Linked DNA regions of Mus musculus: region 2 is linked to region 1. A link is a contact called in ENCODE Hi-C or POLR2A ChIA-PET data. All regions are on one chromosome and are shown on one strand. The core of a region is the stretch at or near the end of the contact, and the rest is flanking DNA. Distances in the headings are between cores, read along the strand shown. Region 1 holds the start of Adgre5 (adhesion G protein-coupled receptor E5). Region 2 has its middle 4.3 kb from the start of Mir181c.

Evidence for each region. Hi-C counts contacts between places; a loop is a spot of excess contacts on that map. ChIA-PET counts read pairs that join two places held with the same protein, here RNA polymerase II (POLR2A).
Region 2: a loop to region 1 is called in a map of heart, with 2.2 times the contacts of the local background. The contact joins the enhancer-like site here to the promoter of Adgre5 in region 1. A Hi-C loop is called at or near these places in 1 of 37 maps with a recorded cell type or tissue (heart). POLR2A ChIA-PET finds 5 or more read pairs at or near these places in 1 of 5 experiments (Patski).

Annotation. Positions count from the first base shown.
Region 1 is chr8:83,737,828-83,744,565 of GRCm38, reverse strand. Adgre5 (adhesion G protein-coupled receptor E5) reads left to right here and starts at 3,255. Exons shown (of 20, transcript NM_011925.2): 1 at 3,255-3,459. The coding sequence starts at 3,429. It overlaps Gm46046 (predicted gene, 46046), which reads right to left and starts at 3,280. Exons shown (of 2, transcript NR_168527.1): 1 at 2,950-3,280.
Region 2 is chr8:84,179,846-84,186,583 of GRCm38, reverse strand. No RefSeq gene overlaps it. Among named protein-coding and RNA genes, the nearest start is that of Mir181c, 4.3 kb to the right of the region's middle. Within about 2 kb of position 3,008, at least 1 of the 3 ENCODE cell types and tissues checked has a DNase peak (open chromatin) inside an H3K27ac peak, as active enhancers do; it is heart, where a contact is called at or near this core.

The sequences.
Region 1 (6,738 bases), core at 2,006-4,505:
TTTATTTCAGAGGTAGTCAAGGTGACAACAAGGACAGCCATCACACCTTGTGAACTAGTCTCTTGTCTTGAACTCATAATGCCCCTGGCTCTACCTTCCTAGTGCTGGGATAACAGACATGAGCTGCCATGCTTGGTTTAATCTTCATTCAACAGACAGGACGAATCAAGTCCCAGGGAGGCTCTGCCTGCCAGGGCGTCTGTGGGGACATTGAGCCCTGAGGTTATACCATTTTTTGGAGGAAAAAAAAAAGGTCCAAATTCCACTTAAGACTAGGAATGGCCATTCCCCTCCCAACCTCCTCTCTGCTGGCTCTTGCGCAAACCCCAAGGGATTAAACCTTGAACTAAGTAAGGCACAGTCATCTATCAGCAACTCATTCCTAATGTGGCCGCTGGTCACTTTTCACCTATGAATTACTATGTATCACACATTTTCTTTCTTTCTTTTTTTAATCCACACACCAAGGTTTAAAGAGAAACTTAGGTCATGCTTAGAATTCTTGGCCCTGGTCTTCATCCCACAAACCTGAAGCTTCCTGGCCTTTTCATTGACTTGAAAATGGGAAGAAGGGGGCTGGTGAGATGGCTCAGTGGGTAAGAGCACCTGACTGCTCTTCCGAAGGTCCAGAGTTCAAATCCCAGCAACCATATGGTGGCTCACAACCATCTGTAATGAGATCTGACTCCCTCTTCTGGTGTGTCTGAAGACAGCTACAGTGTACTTACATATAATAAATAAATAAATCTTAAAAAAAAAAAAAAGAAAATGGGAAGAAATGGTTTAGTGTAAGGCCAGGAAGGGAGATACACCAGGATGCAATTGTCAATATTTTTTAACCCTTCTAAATAGAGAAAGAAAGATACATACATGTGACAGTCAATGAATTGAATTATAATACCATTATAATTAACACGGTAAAAATAAAGATTTAAAGTTATTTAAAATTTAAAAGCTATGTAAGAAACTGACTTTTTTCCAAATAAAATATTTATTTTATTTTTACAAAATGTTTCTTCTTAGTAGGGCAGTGGTGGTGCACGTCTTTAATCCCAGCACTTGGGAGGCAGAGACAGGCGGATTTCTGAGTTCGAAGCCAGCCTGGTCTACAGAGTGAGTTCCAGGACAGCCAGGGCTACACAGAGAAACCCTGTCTCGGAAAAAAAAAAAAAAAGTTGTTTTTTCTATGTGTTCATTTGACAGGAATACTGTGTCTTTATTTTTGTTATTAATTTTCAGTTTGTCCTTTATCAGTTTTGCCTGCTTGTTTTATCTGTGTACCAAGTGTATGCGGTGCCTGGGGAGACCAGAAGATAGCATCGGCTCCCCTGGGACTGGAGTTACAGAATTCTGGGAATCTAACCCTGTTTCCGAAGAGCAGCCAGTGTTCTCATCTACCAGTGATCCATCTCTCCAGCCCCAGTAGCACACATGGTCTGCAACTTCCTTTTATCTTTTCTCTCACACTGTGGATCAGGAGAGCCACAGACTCCCAGCAACCCTCTTGCCTCAACCTCGTGAGCTCTGCCATTACAGGTTGTGCGCCATCATAGTTCGCTACAGTCATCTCTCAGAACTTGGAGTTTATTTTTATTTTTATTCTTTGTTGTTTTGTTTTTGAGACAGAGTTTCTCAGTGTAACAGCCCTGGCTGCCCTGATTCACTCTGTAGACCAGGCTAGCCTCCAAATCACAGAGATCCACCTGCCTCTGCCTCTCAAGTGCTGGGACGAAAGGTGTGCGCCACCATGGCCCAACTTGAACCCAGAATTTACTAAGGTAAAAGGAAGGCCTGACACCCCTGGTAGTTTATGCCTGTGATCCCAGCAGGCTTAGGCTTTGGAGACAGGAAGTCAGGAGTTCAGTGCCATCCTAGGCTACATAGAGTTGAAAGACAGCCTGGGCTGTTTGAGACCAGACCGTGTTTCAGAGAAAAAAAGAAAAAGAAAATCAATATTTTGAAAAATCACTAGATGTGTCTGAGAATGTAGTTCCCTTGGTAGAGTGCTTGTCCAGCATACACAAAGCCTTGGGTTTGGCATTCTTCCCGCCCCCAACACACACACATGAAAAGAAACCATAGTTACACAAGTAACTCAAACAGGAAGCCAGTGTACATCACATGACTCTCTATAGACTGTGGCAAGGTCAGTGCGTGTAACCAAAAAGCCCTGCCGTGGTAAGCCATGTCCCGTGGTCAAAGCTCTCTCTTCCTCTATTTTAAGTCCTTATTACGTTTTTTGTTTGTTTATTTGTTTTGGCTTTTTGAGACAGGGTTTCTCTGTGCAGTCCTGGCTGTCCTGGAACTCACTCTCTAGACCAGGCTGGCCTCGAACTCAGTAATCCGCCTGCCTCTGCCTCTCAAGTGCTGGGATTACAGGCATGCGCCACCACTGCCCGGCCCCTTATTACGTTTTATTTATTGACTTGTTTATTTAGTGTTTGGGTTTGTGTGTGGCACCGTGTGCCCGTGAAGGTCAGAGGACAACTTCCAGGAGTTGGCTCTCTCCTTCCATCATGGAGGTCCTGGGTATCAGAAATCAGGTCGTTAGGTTTTGGGGCAAGTGCCTTTACCCGCTGAACCATCTTGGTAGCACTTCCCTCCCCCACTTTATTATTTTTTATTTTTGCGATAGACTCATGCTTCGTAGGCCTGGCTGGCCTGCAACTCTTAAGTGGCCAAAAACGGCCTCCGGTTTAGCCTCTGCTTTCCAGAGAACGGTATTAGTATAGGCCAACGCAGCCATGCCATGACCCCTTGTCTTTTTGGGCAAGGTCTTTTGTAGCGCGGGCAGGCTTCAAAAGCGACAAAACGGAGGATGAGTTGAACTCCTGATTAGTGCTGGGATTACAGGCTAGCGGTCCTCTGCCGGCTTATGTGGCTTTGAGGCTAGACAGGGCCTCGGGCAGGTTAAGCAAGCACTGCGCACACTGAGCCGCATCTCCAAACCTTGATGTCTCTCGTTCCTGGACAGTCAGCCCGGCAGGACCCTCAGTCCTCTTCTGGTTCTTATTTGGCCCCTGGCTTCTCTGAACTTCAGTTTCTCTCTTGGAAAAGAAGCCGACAAGTCCTGCTGATGGGAAAGGCGAGGGTCGCCCAGGACATCGTTCGGGTGGGAGCTCCACCCAGCTCTGTCCGATGTGCCTGGTCCCCGTCCCAGGACGCCTGAACCACACCACCCAGCTCCCCGCGGGGGCGGGTGTCGGAGCCGCGCGCGGGGGGGGGGGGGGAGGAATGTTGCGTTTGTTCCAGACGCGGGCGCGCGGCGCGCCCTGGGTCTGTTTCCCCGGCACTTTCCTGTTACTTTCCAGCGGGGAGGACAGTTCCGGGGAGGGCCCTGCTCACGCCCGCTGCATAAAAGCCCAGCCCAGCCGGCCGCCACAGCCCTCTATCAACCCCAGACGCTGTCCGTTCCGTGCCGCGCCACCATGAGGGGCGTCAGATGCCCCGGCCTGCTTGGTGAGACCTCGGGGTTGCGCGGAGCCGGGAGGGAACTCGCGGGACGTGGCCAGGAGGGGCAGGGACAGTCGAAGCCGGCGCACCTGTGCGCCCCAGAGGGCTCTCCAGGGGGTGTCAGATCCTAATGGGCTTGAGTGTTGCCAGTTTGGAGACTAAGAGGGAGAAACTGAGGCACGGGGGCAGTTAAAGAGGGTAACAAAGCAGGCATGGTGTCACAGGGCATTAGGGAGGCTGAGGCAGCAGGGTCACCAATTTCAGGTCAGCTTGTGCTACACAGCAAGACCCTGTCTCAAAAGAACAAAAGAAAAAGAAATGCAGGCTAGAGGCTGGGGTGGTGCCGAGGTCAAGAGCATTAAGAGAGGACCTGGCTGGGTCCCAGCACCTATATGGTGGCTCACAAGTGTCTGTAACTCCAGTTCCTGGGGATTCACACTGTCTTCTGCATCCACGGGCAACAGACATGCAGTGCACAGACATACATGCAGTGTACAATAATACATGCAGTGCACAAACATACATGCAGGCAAAACACATACAGTTTAAAAAAAAAAAAAGCTAAAAAGAACTGTAGGTTAAAGTACACTTTGCAAACTGTTGCCCAAACAGACGCTCTCAATGTGAAGAGAAACCCACGTGAGGGTGCCCATTTCTTCGAGGGTGGGAACTCCCCCTGCCCCAGTCTGTCCCCTGCTGTCTCCGTGCCAGGAACAGGCAGAGAATCTCCTTGGGACTTGTCTGGGACGGAGCTGCTGGCTGAAAGGAACTTACCAGGCTGTGGTTTGAACTTGGCTTTCATCATGACTTTCCCGCCCCACCCTGGGTGCCTCAACCGTTGTTTGATGGCTAAGTCACCTAAGTAACTTGACAACAAACAGTGAAAAAATGGAACGGGGCACCAGCTGGAGTTACCCCAAGATATGGAACTTGGGGCACAAACTGGGGTCACCCTAACCACAATGACTGGCCTGAGTGCTAGTGACAGGTGGCAGGCAGCTCAGTAGCCATGGACCTAGAACCAGGAAATAGAGTCCCAGGGTGTCACAGTTGGTGGCAAACAGCTGCAGGGGCCTGCCTGGCTGTCACTAAGCTGGGTCACAGTGACTTTGGGCTGCACTTTCCTCCTCTGTAAAATGGAACAAGACCAGCTGTATTTTACCATATTGTTTCAAGGGCCAAGAGTTTGTGTACAAACTTTCTGGTTTACAGTTTGAATTAACTGAACATGTGGGTGTGGTGTCTGTGTCTGCTATCAGAGTACCTAGCGAGTAGAGGCAGGAGGGTCAAAAGTTCAAGGTCATTCTCTGCTGTATACTGAGTTTGAGACCACATGATACCTTGTCTTCAAAACCAACCAAGCAGCCTCGCTAGTTGGATTCTCAGGTTTTGAATCCCAGTATTAGAGAGGCGGAGGCAGGAGGCTTCCATGATCCTGGGAGTTGGAGGCCAACCTGGTCTACATAGTAAGTTCCAGGCCAGCCGGAACTACACAATGAAATACTGCAGGAAGCACAAAGGCTGCCCTACCCCCACTTCTGGATTCTCTAAGCAGGAGTCCCTTGGCTCCAGTCTGAGCTTGGGAAGTTGAACCAGATGTGTCTGGGAGCAGAAGGGAACGGCTCTGCTCCCGTTTGATTAATTTCCAAGTCTCCAGATGTAGGCGGTCTGGCTGATGCCTTTAGCATGGTGGGGTAGAGCCCAGCCCAGCCCAGGGGACAAGGAACCCCCCTGACTTGGGTAACTATTACTTGAGTCTACTGTCCTTTCTCTGGCCTGGTTTGATCACTCATCTTTTTTCCAAGCTCCAAGCCCTAGCTTCTCTTTGTGTAGATTGGACATAGCCCCGCCCCTACCTCCTGATCTTCCTGATGGCTGATGTTACTCTGAGTCTGTTTGTTTGGTTTTTTGTTTTTTGCTTTGTTTTTGTAAACAAGCTTTCAAAGTGGCTAAAATGACCTTAAACTTCTGGTCCTCCTGCCTCTACCTCTGAGTGCTGAGATTACAGATTTGCGCAAAAGGGTCTGGCTTCATTTTGAGTCTGCTTTGGTTTTAGTTTTGAGACAGGCTTTGGCGCTCGCTGTAGCAGCTCTGTAGCCGTAACTGGTTTTGAATGTGTACTAATCCCCCTACTTCTGTCTTGTTAAAATAGGGTCTTCCTACATAGCCTTGGCTCCCTAGGTAGACCAGGCTGGCTTCCAGCGGAGTTCTCCCACAGTGCTTTACCAGTGCTGGCTCTGAAAGTGTGCATCAACATGCACGGCTGTGGTTCCAAGTCTTAAAGAAATTACCTAAGGGGCTGGAGAGATGGCTCAGTGGTTAAGAGCACTTGCTGTTCTTTCAGAGGACAGAAATCGATTCTCAGGAACCACACAGTGGCTCACAACCATCTGTGACTCCAGTTCCAGGACATTCAGTGTCCTCTTCTTACCTATCTATGCCCCGGGCAATATGCATGCAGGCAGAACATCCATACACCTAAAAATAAATCAATATTATTTTTTCAAAAGTGACTTGAGGGCTGGAGGGAGGCCTCTGTCGGTTAATGATTTGTGTGAAGGAAGCTGGATGCGGTGACACACACTTGCGATCATAGTGTCTGTCCCTGGGGCTTGCTGGCTAGCTAGCCAAGCCTGCTTGATGAGCCGAGGTTCAAGGTAGAAGGCACCTCTGCTGTTCACATACAGACACACATACTGGTACTGGATGTTAGGAACTGTGCATTGCCCCAGGGCTCAGGGTGAAGGGAAGGTCATTTTGTGGTCTGTCCCACAAAGAGGAACTGAGTTCTGATGGGTGTGGGAGAATTCCAGCTCAGTGGCCCAAGAGGAGGAAGAAAGAATTCTGACTTGAGGGGACAACTGCCTGGCTGGGGTGCCCCACCTCAGAACACTCCAGTGTTGAGGGAGTGTTTCATCCAAAGCCTCTCCATTGGCTTGAGGGAAATCCAGTCAGACAAAGGTTGAGCTTTCAGGGGACCCTCTGAGCCCACTGTCCCTGCCCCAGCAACCCTGCTCACTGTGGCTGATCCCAGGAGTCCCCTGGGAACCTGGCATGCAGCCAGCCCAGAGATGGCTGAATCATTAAGGAAGTGACTCACCCACCCCCCACCAGCCCTTCTCCTGAGGGCTCCCTCTGGGATTCCTTTCTTGGGATTAGTTTCTTGCTGCTGTAGTCCCCATATTGGGATCAGCTAACCACTCCCCAGGCCTCCTGCTCCTGGGACAACCCCCACACACACCCACACACTCCGCCAAAACACACACACTCTTTTCTTCTGTACCG
Region 2 (6,738 bases), core at 1,759-4,258, 440 kb before region 1:
TCCTTGGCTGCTGTGACAGTATTGCCTAGGGCAAAAGGCTTGCCTCTCTGAGACTCAGTGGTCCACCTGTGAATAGGACAATATCCCCTTAACTGACTTTGCTGGTTTGACTCTGACATGCCAGTCTTTGTAGCTCTGAGGGAGAGTCCAAAAGAAAGTTGAGGAACCTGTCCAAGGGTTGTCTCTCCAAACAGACATACAGAGTGAGTAAATGGGCGAGGAATGAACAGGCACCATGTATTCCAAAGCCATACTCCCAGGCTGAGCATGGCAGCGATGCCTGTAATCCCAGCACTTGGGAAGTGGAGGCAGATCAGAGATTCAAGGTCAATCTTGACTTTGTGGAGGGGTGTAGGAAAAAGACACATTGAGGCATTAACAACGCTGACTTCATCTATGAAGGCCCAATTACTATTACCTGTTTTGTTTTAAGATTTATTTATTTTGCCGGACGTGGTGGAGCACACCTTTAATCCCAGCACTCAGGAGGCAGAGGCAGGTGGATTTCTGAGTTCGAGGCCAGCCTGGTCTACAGAGTGAGCTCCAGGACAGCCAGGGCTACACAGAGAAACCCTGTCTCGAAAAACCAAAAAATAAATACATAAATAATTTAAAATAAAAAATAAAATAAATAAATCTTTTTTTTTTTTTTTTTGGTTTTTTCGAGACAGGGTTTCTCTGTATAGCCCTGGCTGTCCTGGAGCTCTCTGTAGACCAGGCTGGCCTCGAACTCAGAAATCCACCTGCCTCTGCCTCCCGAGTGCTGGGATTAAAGGCTTGCACCACCACGCCCGGCTGATTTATTTATTTTAAAGAGTTATTATGTATACAGTGTTCTGCCTGCATTTATGCCTGCAAGGCAGAAGAGGGCACCAGATCACATTATAGATGGTTGTGAGCTACCATGTGGTTGCTGGGAATTGAACTCAGGACCTCTGGAAGAACAGCCAGTGCTCTTAACCTCTGAGCCATCTCTATAGCCCCAGCATTTTGTTTCATTGTTTTGTTTTTGTTAGGACAGGATTTCTCTGTGAAGCTCTGGCTATTCTAGAACTCACTCTGTAGACCAGGCTGGCCTCAGAACTCAGAGATCCCCCTGCCTCTCCAGTGCTGGGACTAAAGGCGTGCGCCACAACCCAGCTGGTGTTCCTGTTTTTTATTTTCTTTGAGACTGAGTTTCATGTAGCTCAGGCTGGCCTCAAGTTCTTTGTAGGCAATGCTGACCTTGATCGGATGCTCGTACCTCTATTTCCAGAGTGCTGCACCACCTTGCTTCTTTTGTGCTGTGCTAGGATGGAACCCAGGGCTTTCTGCATGCTGGCTTAGCACTCCACCAACTTGAGCCGCACCCTCAACCCCCAAATTACAATGCACTCCCATTTATTTCCTCGCATACGCCTTACTCTGAACCCCAGAGAATTTTCCTGGGCCAGTGGAGACTTGTCTAAGTAGGAGGATGTCTGGAAGCCTATCAAGGAGAAACTGAGGCAGGAATGCAGTAAGGAGTTAAAGGAAGGCAGGCAGCCGACAGGAATCCCAGCGCTGCAGGCCCACAAAGGTAACAGCCTGGGTTTGAGGGGGGCTAAAGTCTTCAGCCCCCGGACTTGAGAAGGGCAAACATACATGCAGTATAATGTTGGCTCAGCCCCAGGCTGGTTTGACCTTCCTCTCAACTGAGCCTGTGCAGGACTGGGTATGTTTGGGAGCACTTGGAGGTCTGTGTGAAGATTCCAGAGCCGCTCAGCAGTGCTCTCTTCCTGTGGTGCTCAGGGTAGCTGCCACTTTGGGGTTCTGCATATGCATCTCTGACAGATCTGGAGTCCTCTTACCCCTGTGTGTGCCCATCCCAGGAAGAGCTTGTACAAGACCATATGTGCATGTGTGTGTGTGTGTGAGAGAGAATGTGTGTGTGAGTGTGAGAAAGTGTCTGTGTGTTTCTGTGTGTGTGTGTGCTCCAACTTCCAAGAAGCAAGTGTTAGGTGCCTGCCTACCTTGTGGTCCTGCTTCTCTCTGTAACCATGTAAGGCTGAGGTGTGTATTTGTGTACCCATTAGTTGTGAGTGGCGGAGACTGTGTCTGTTGGACCCTGTGGACATGTTTTGTTTTTTTGTTTGTTTTGAGACAGAACCTATAGCTCTGGCTTGTCTCAAACTCACTCCTTAGTCCAGGCTGGCTTAGAATCGCGGTACTCCCGCTTCAGGCTCCTGAGTCCAGCATTACCAGTGTGGACGGGCTCACCAGCTGTGTTCTGTACATCTTAGGTTTTTCCGAAAATCTTCGGGTTTTCCTAGGCTATGCCTGGGTTGTGTGTACATGGTGGGGTGTGATCTGTGAACCTGGGCTCTGGCTAGGTATATTCAGTTCTAAGAACATTCCGTGCTGTCCCTCAAAGAGGCGTCTGCCGCTCCCAGGTGTCCCTACGTGTGTGGCCGCCACCCCCTTCGTCCGGCGGGTGTACGCCCCAAGGCCCCCCTCGCACCTTCCCTGTCTGTGGCCCGCGTGCCTTTGTGCGCGCGTGCTCCCGCCGAGCCAGAAGGGCTGCATGCATCCCAGGTCCCTGCCCGCGCCCCGAGTCCCCCTCGAGCTGCAGCGTGGAGTACGAGGGCTTGCAGGCGGCCCGGGGCGCGCACGGCCGCAGCTGGACCCACCGGCCGGTGCCGCGCGGGGGCCTCGGGGGCGCGGGCGCGTGGCCGCGGGTTCGAACCGCTCGGTCCCTTCCCGCGCGAGCGGCCGGGTGGGCTCCCGGACCCTGGCGGAGCGGAGGGCGCTGCGGCGGCGGAGACGAGGTGAGCGCGGGCCGGGGCGGGGGGCGCACCTGCCGGTCACGGCCACGGCCGAGGCCTCCATTGTTCCCGGCCGTGTGGCCCGGGACGCCGCCTGCACCCGCCGCGGTCGCGAGCGCCTGGGCCGGGCCGACCGGGGCGCTTTGTTCTCGGGGCGCGGGGCGGGAGGCTGCCTCCGGGGGTACAGACCGCATCTGCACGGTGATCGTGGGGACAAGGTTTGCCGACTAGATCCCACCCTCCAAAAGTGGCTGCAGAAAGGAAAGATGGCCCCGATTACTCTTGCTGAGGAGCCCTAGCTTTAAAGCGACCGGGCGCCTTTCCAGGGGACCTCTCCCCGGAGGGCATGCATGCTGGGGCTGGGGGCCGCAGAAGCCACTTCTTGAGCTAACTGGGGGCTGAGAAAGTACCCCCATCACACTTGGGTTGCCCCATTTCCTTCCCACCCATCCCCCACCTCTCACAGCCGCACTTGCCAAACCAAAATTAGTCTCAAGTCATCAGACAAAGTCCTAAAAGCCACCCGCACGACACAGACACACACTATCCCATTAATAATCTAATTTCCTAAGCACACAGTCAACCACAACACTGACACTCGTGTACACACTGCACCCACAAAGGCCAGGAACATACCCCTGCAGAGGAACAGTCACTAGTGGAAGGTTGGGCACAATGTAGAGACACACCACACTGGTAGTGCCCACCCTCACCTGGTCACTCACACATCTAGAATAACTGACAACCACAGGTGCAGGACGGTCCCTGTAGTAACTTGGTGTGCAAATAAGGACACCCCTCGTGAGCTCAAAGCCGGTCCCAGCTATCCTGACACAGAAACACCAGAACACAGGTGTGCATGTTGACACAGATACCCATAGAGACAGTCACTCATAAAGCCATGACTCCTTATGGAGGTAGACCTGGTGGCACAGGCCAGTCCTCCTAGCCCTTGGGAGAGTGAGACAGGAGGATGGGAAGCTCAAAGCCTACTTGAGTTTCAGAGTGAACCTGAGGTCTTCCTGGGCAATTTAGAGACTCTGTCTTTAAGAACAGTGGAGCCCAGAAGTGATAGAGCACAGTTTTAATCTCACATCTGGGAGGGAGAAGCAGGCAGGTATTCTGAGTTCCTGGACAGCCTGGTCTATATACTGAGTTCCAGGCCAACCAGGGGTATACTGGGGAACACCATCTCAAACAGCAAACAAACCTAGACAAAGATCAACATCAAAAGTGAGCTGAGCATGGATGTTGCTTAATGGTAAAGCGCTTTGCTGATCTGGCAGGATCACAGGGCCCTGGGGTTTGGTTCTCGAAGTCAAAACAAACAAACAAACAAACAATGGAGCTTACCCACCTACTGGCATGGATGTCTGAGGACAGTAACGGTCACTTGCATACATAAAGACATAGACCCACAGGGAAAGGACACTCAGAGGTAGAGTCAAAAATGCAATATTTTGTTGTTTTTACTGAAACAGAGTCTTGGGATGTAGAGCCCTGCCTGGACTGAAACTTTATGTATAGATCAGGCTGGTCTCAAATTGAGAGATCTGTCTGCCTCAGCCTCTTGAGTGCTGGGATTATTAAAGTCATTCAACACCATGCCCAGCCTTTTTTTTTTTTTTTTTTTTTTTAAGATTGGCCTGCATCTGCCAGGTACAGAGGTGATAGGCTCTACAGCCACTGTGTCCAGCAACACTTATTGAGCAGTTATTATGGGACACACCTATGACTCACAGTGAATTCCCTGCCTTAACAGAGTTGGTATTTGAGTGGGAGACTGGCCCTGAAAGACACCATCCTTATCAGCTGACAGATTATAGTCACCCAGTTACTCTTGACAAACCCCGCATCCATACATACATCTGTGCACACATAGACCACAATTGGACACAATGAGCTTGACACACCCATCCACCTACAGTGTTGACATCACACATAAACAAGCCCATAGGATTGGCATATATACACTAATACACTAGTGGTGCCACCAACTATGGTACACCCCCCCCAGAGTCCCCTCCCCTCCCCCTGAGCTCCCTTTAGCAGCAGAGTAGTCTAGAGCAGACCTCTACTCCAATCCATTAACAGGTGTATATAGCAGACAAATGAGTTTGTGCAGACAGCCCACCGTGATGCATACCCAGGACCGCTCTGCTCCTTGTTAAAGAAGTTCAGAGGAGTAGCTGGAGTTCCCATCACTTCCTTGATCATAGCCCCTGACCCAGGAGAAGCCAGACCCCTCTCACTCATCTGCAGGCCTGGCCTCACATCCAGACAGCCTGGAAATTTGGGGCTTTTGGCCTACTTATAGTACATAGGAGCTCCTGTCTGAGCTCCCCCCCCCCCACTCCCCAGCCCCCTGAAAGACCCGAGTATCTGAGAAGCTCCTGAGATTAGGAGGGAAGGGTGGGTATCTCAGAAGTCGTGTAAGTATGGCAATAATAATAATTAATAATAATAATAAGGTCTAGACAACCTGGGCCACCAATGTGACCCTATGGAGATTCCCACCTGTCCTGTCACTATCCCCCCAATAATGGACTGTTTTCCAGGCCCTACCTACTCTTCCCTTCTGCCCAGCTGATTTACACACAGGTATTGCACACTGAACACTGCAGACCACAGGGCACAATATAGCAGACAGCTAACCCATCTTTTACTTGATGGTAGAGCTACCCCCATCTGGCTGGGATTGGCATTTCACCTCAACCTGACCTCTAGGACTTGCCAGCTGCTCAGAGAGACTGGGGCAGGCTCCACCTAGGTCATTCCCAAGCTGACTTCTGCGCTGCAGTGCCCCTGCTTCTGGACCTGGGGTTGGGGGATGGAAGGAGACAGTTTCCCACCCTTACACTAAGGGACTTCAAAGTCAGACCTCCCGCCCAAGCACTCTAGGCCGACCAACACATGGCGGGAAGTAAATGATCAGCCCCTAGCTGCAGGAATTCAGGTCAAGACTCTGATCCTCACACACCAGGGGGCTTGGCTGCCAAAAACCTCAAGGAGCAGCCCCGGGAAGAAGAAGGACAGACACATAGGGAGGGTGCAGGCAGACCCAGACAGTCGACCCCCGCTGACAAAGGGCAGGCAAGCGCAGACAGACACTGAGGGCGGGAAGCCCGCACCACGCCTGCAGACAAAGAGACAGGAGGGGGTGGGGCCTGGCGCCTCCGCCATGCCACGCCCCCCGCCAAACTCCCACAGGCAGGCTGTCCTGCCGTGAATACCCCTAACATACACCTCCCATTATGTAAAGGACAAAAATCAGAGTTCTGCAGGGGAAGTAAGCAAAGTGGACTTACAGAATAAAAGAGGGGTGTCTGCAAGATGGCCCGCATTGCCCAGAGTGTCCCGTGTGCCTCATAATCCTCCATTTTAGCTTTCAGGAACCCCCTAAAACTGTTCTGAACTGGCAGCAGGCCCTTCCCCAGGGGCACAGTGGTGGTCTGTGCAAAGCGCCTGTGACCAGCTCATCTTCATCTGACCAGTCTAGACCTTTATTTCCTCAGGGCTGAGAGCTACCAAAGCAGGAGACCTGCCTTTCCCATGCAGGACCTCTTAATCCATGGCCAGAAAGAGAGGGCCCCTGGGGCTGGGAATGTGACCAGTTACCGGGCCCTGGGCTGAGGAAGCAGGGTTAGGGCTCTACCGGGAGATAGTGCTTCCTAAGTCTTGCTGGAGCCAGGGGCCAGGTTTGGGTCTGTAGGTAGGGGTGGCCCTTAAAAGGAGCTGAACTTCTAGGGAACTTCTAGGGGTGCCCTGGAACCACACTGAGGTGCTAGGCAGGGGGTAGGACCTAAGCTCTCAGGTGATTGAGTTTGGCGTTAGATCTAAAAGGGATGGTTTGTAGGAGGGCCATAGGGAACCCTGTCAAAGGCCTGAATTGGAGGGCAAGTCTGCAGTGGTGGCCTGGTACTGCACAGGCCGGTGCTAACCCTGCAGGAGTTTC